Regions from separate parts of the Mus musculus genome. Here region 2 is linked to region 1. The links are chromatin loops, found by intact Hi-C in ENCODE. Cell type or tissue: heart. All regions are shown on one strand.

The links. A loop is a pair of places that touch in the nucleus more often than their neighbours do. Peaks named below come from ENCODE experiments on the same cell type or tissue, not always from the same donor. Only the 100,000 strongest peaks of a DNase experiment are listed, where the experiment ranks them.
Region 2: it touches region 1 in a loop (4-fold over the local background); 7 of 42 quality-filtered maps call a loop at or near these places.

The regions. Positions count from the first base shown.
Region 1 is chr17:75,074,331-75,076,830 of GRCm38, reverse strand. The region is part of intron 3 of Ltbp1 (latent transforming growth factor beta binding protein 1); the gene reads right to left. Among named protein-coding and RNA genes, the nearest start is that of Ltbp1, 70 kb to the right of the region's middle. In heart, a CTCF peak has its summit at 1,333 (motif pointing right); no DNase peak of the experiment used is centred here; H3K27ac peaks cover 2,162 bases.
Region 2 is chr17:74,731,882-74,734,381 of GRCm38, reverse strand. All of the region lies in intron 5 of Ttc27 (tetratricopeptide repeat domain 27), which reads right to left. Among named protein-coding and RNA genes, the nearest start is that of Ttc27, 15 kb to the right of the region's middle. In heart, a CTCF peak has its summit at 1,329 (motif pointing left); no DNase peak of the experiment used is centred here.

The DNA.
Region 1 (2,500 bases):
TTTCCTCTCCTCTCTGTCCTTTCCTTCTCTTCCCTCCATACCTACATGGTCACCCAGTCTTGGGCTATCATCCTCCAGAGCGATAAACCAACCACTTTTCTTTGTATTCAGATTCAGGTATTTTGCTATAGCAGCATAAAACATACTAGGACAAGCAGTATCTATTTCACATTCTTTTGAAAAGATTAAATAATATCGTCCCCCAAAGCAATGAGAGCAATGCTTGGCACAGCACAGACACCCAGTAAACACCGGCTCTTACCATCCATCACACAGCGTCATTCCACTGTGCAGATATGAAACAACTAAACTGGGGAACAGACTGGACCCAAACTAGCACTTGCCCTTTTTAGATGAAAATTTTTGAGTTCCTATCAGAAGTCTTTCAACATAATTGACCAGAATTTAAGTCAAGGCAATCGTCGGTTCTTTATCAAACTGCTTGAGGACACTCTTTTCTCATGGGGCCTAGCAGTGTACAGAGCTCTCAAAGAACACGGGCCATCTCCCCCATCTCACCTTATGGTCTATTCTTCCTTCAAAGTCTACCTCGAGAGTTCTTTTATTCCAGTCCCTCAGGGGACCGGGAAGGTGACTCAGTGGATGGGAGTGCTTACTGCATAAGCCTGCAGGCCTGACTTTGATCCCAGCACCCACATTTAAAACAGGGGGTGGGGTGGAACTCACTTTGTAGACCAGGCTGGCCTCAAACTCAGAAATCCACCTGCCTCTGCCTCCTGAGTGCTGGGACTAAAGGCATGTGCCACCACCACCCGGTGAAATGTCCTGTTCTTAACATGGATGGCGCATAAGAATGCCTTTGCTCATCAGTCCCAGGTGACCTCAAGCTTGAAAGGTGGGAAGACATATATGGTGATAAAAACAATCACTGGTCCTGTTTTAGTTCGTATTCCAACGGAGCCTTGGGATGATGCCACAGTCCTCTTCTTCCGCACCATCAGGCCGACAGCAAAGCCTGCATCTGCCTCTCAGACTTGTCAGGCAGGTGAAGAGCACTAAGGAAAGGCCAACTCAGCACCAAACTGTCTGGGACTTTACAAACACAAGCAGTGTAAGCCCAGTGGAGTGCGACTCACACTCTAAGTACCCATGGAACACACTGCAGGCAGCGCCTTTACCACTATCAATACCTTTCCTCTCCAGGCAAAAAGAGAAAAGAAAACGTTAAAAGGCTTTCATCACTTTTGCACATACGCATGCTGAGGCCAGAAGTCGACGTCATTGTCTTTCTCTATCACATCCACATTATTCTTTTTGTATGTGATTTGCCTGCATATATAGCTGGAAGCCACGTGGGTGCAGTACTCACAGAGGCCAAAAGAGGGCGTAGAAACTCCTGGAAATGGAGTTACAGTTGTGAGCAGCCGTATAGGTTAGTACTGGAAACTAAACCTGGGTTCTCTCCAAGGGTACTGAGTGCTCTTAACCGCTGAGCCATCTCTCCAGTCTCTCTACCGCTTGCTTGTTTGTTTCTTTGTTTCTTTGTTGAAACGGTGTTTCTCACTCAGCCTGGTAACATGGCTGGCCAACAAGCTCAAGGGAACACCTGTCTCCACCTCTTAGCATGAGGACTGTAGCTGTGTAGTGCCCACTTTAGCGTTTCGGAAAAACGTTTTCTAATGTTATGCAAAGCTCTGCTGAAGCTCCCCCTGTATGCCTCTGTGTGCAGGGAAGAGAAACTGCAAGGAAAAGTACGAAGAATGTTGTAAACGCAGGGAAGCTCCGAACAGAAGTGCAGGCGAGGCATCACCTCTGTGAGGGGTCCACTTACAGCAGGGGCTGCTGTAAGTCTTAGAGATCACTTTGTGACAGTAGCGATTCGTGCACTGGAAATCCTTTGGCTGTTTTAATACGTTCTATCGAGGCACCAATAGCAAGTATTCACGCTGCAGAACAGGAGAAATCTCTCTCTAAGGCATGCGCCACCACTGCCCAGCTTAAGGCTTCAGCTCTTGACATAGCTTTACAACGAGCTTTCTTATTGTGGGGAACCAAAATGGAGGAAGGTGAGGAAAAGTTCAAATACAGAGAGCAAACTCCTGGGCTGCCGCTGTCTTTGTGGAGGGCAGAGCACTCTAAGGTACCCATCGCCATTGGTGGCAAAGCGCAGGTCTGTTTCAAAGATTCCCAAGGGCAGTAATTGTTGCCAGGAAGGCAGGAACCTGACAGAGTTGAAGCTCCACATTGCCTCTCCTCCTTCGTGGTGGGGACTTCACTCGGCATTTCTCTCATCCAAACCAGGAGATAAATGTCAAGTAGTCATTTCTCAAGAACTTTAAAAGTAGAAGGCGTCCCTTCTGCGTGGACTTTTACAAGACCTCCTCTATATTTAGCAACTATCTGGCCTGCTATAAACTCACTTGGTAAATATAGAACTCATTTCAAGCCAGTCCTGTTTTTTAAAACGAACAAATTCAAATTCACTTCTTTTGCCTTCTTCGCACCCATGAGGGGAAAGTGCCAGGAGAGAGAATTATTA
Region 2 (2,500 bases), 340 kb after region 1:
TATCAGATGCCCATTACAGATGGTTGTGAGCCACCATTGGTTACTGGGAATTGAACTCAGGACCTCTGGAAGAGCAGTTGGTGCTCTTAACCGCAGAGTCATCTCTCCAGCCCCCAAAATATTTTTTAAATAAGATTATTTATGAAATATTACAGACCACTTCAGACATAGCTAAAATGTCTACTTATGTAAAGCCACTCTTTTTTGACCAGATAAAGTGATAAATGTTAATTAGCCTAGAAGAACAACATAAAAATTCTTGGTGGCAGGGCAAAGCAAACGATGTGCTCAAACCCACTGCAGAAACGCCATAGGCCACTGAGGGTATGAGTTACCTACAGACAGATTTCCAACTACCTCAGTTAACCATTCCTGCTTTTGAACTGAATTTTAACTAATAGAAATATAACTTCTAGAAACAAAAATTCCTTCTAAAGCACACAATATGGTTCCAACCTTTTAAAGGACCATAGGAGTTTTTATAGTTTTTTTTCCTTAATAATGAAGGCTACTCCTTACAAAGATTAGTTACTAAGACATATTACAGATGTAGCAACAGATACAGGTGTATTAATATGAGACAATGTGGAAGAGGAATAAATATAACTTTATCAAAATTACACCAAATTAGGTTTGCTTTAAAAACAAAAAACTCCTAGTAACAACACCTGGCCTTCCTTTTCAATAATCAATTTCCCACAAAAGCACAGTGAAGTATAAGAAATTGTATAACAGCCTTTGGAGTATAATGCAACTGTCATTATATAAAGTTCAATAGTGGACTGGGTTCTCATAACACTCTCTTCCAAATGCCTTCCTTGTCCTCCAGGAAAACCACCTTGGCTCCCATCACCATCAATGACAGTCAATGCACCCCTCCCTGGCTTCAAACTTTTGTCCTGCTTCGTGAACTACAAGGCTGCTCCCTTGCACAGTTCTTTTACAGAGTAACCTCACTTCATTTCAAAAACATGTGGTGGCATAAACCAGGAAAGACCAAGTTTACATAGTTCTTACTTGCTAAAATCAGAAGACAACACACTGCCTACAAAATAGGTACTGTGTCCTCATTTTTCCAAGCTCCACCTCTCCCTCCATTCTAAAGAGAATGTCACACCTAGGCTCAAAGGAGAAACATGAAAGCCAAGGACTGAAAAAAAAAGGTAACTTGTTCAATTTTGTTACCTAAAAAAAGTATGGTCAGGGTTAAGAGCACTGGCTGCTCTTCCAAAGAGCCCTTGTCCAATTTCCCAGTTCCCTCATGGCAGCTCACTACCATCTAACCTAACTCCAGTTCTAAGGGATACAGTGCCCTCTTCTGGCCTGTGAGGCCACCTTACACATGTGGGTCACATACATACATACATGTAGGTAAAACTCCCACACATAAAAAGTAAAACAAAATAAACTTTAAAAGTAAATTGGGTGCATCTGATATGTATTATTGTACAGAAAAGCAAATTAACTGGTTTGGGGGTGCTATTTTGTTTTAAGGCAGGAGCTCACTATGTTGTCTTAGTTCAAACAGAAATTTGGGGCTCAAGAGATTATCCTGCTTCAGCCCATTATGGCTGGTTCAGCAGGCCACACCACTATACTCATCTGCTCTCTCTAGTCAGGGTTAGGTCTCAGAACAGAGAAACTGTTGACACACATGCAACACTTAACCTCTTATGGTTTAACTTTCTTGTGTCAACTGTCCCATGTGCTGTCACTACCTAAAAATTCTCAAAAACCAAAGACAAACATACAAATAAGCCAATTTTTAAATACTGACTATATTTCCTTTTAAATCATGTATAGATGTCCATTTTTACTAAAATAGCAAATGCTTATATATTTCTATCCAAAATAAAACAAAAGTTGGGTAGTTTGAACCAATCACCTAGTTGAGTAAAATTACTATGTATATTACAATCCTTCCCACTCTGCTAGCCTACTTATTAATATACAGATAAACCCTTGAAGGTAACAGACTCCAAAAACAAATCCAGATTCCTGCAGTTCACTCATGCCTTCACTGTGTGCTGCCTCATTCACAGACTGATCAGTGTGCCTCCACCAGAGCTATAGGAACCCCCATTCCCTTGACTCCCTACTAAACACACACAGTCACACTGCACTAGACTCAGGATGTCAAAGAATATGGGTCTTGGAACCAGGCACAGCCAAAATCAAACCCCAGCTTTGTAAATCAGAAATTCATTACTAACCTCAAGTACATTTGTATTCAAATACTCCTTTACACTAAGAGATTTGGTTTGGTAATTTTTTATGATTCTATTTTTCATTTTAACTATATATGTGTGTGTGTGATTCTATGCACATCAAAGTAGATGTCTATAGAAACCAGAAGAGAATATTGGCTCTCCTGTGAGCTGCTATCATGTACTGGAAACTGAGTCCAGACCCTCTGGAAGAGCACTGGCCATCTCTCCAGCTCTATTTGGCAGCTTCTGCAAGAAAATCCATTCCGCAAGCAAAGGGAGCCTGGAAGCAA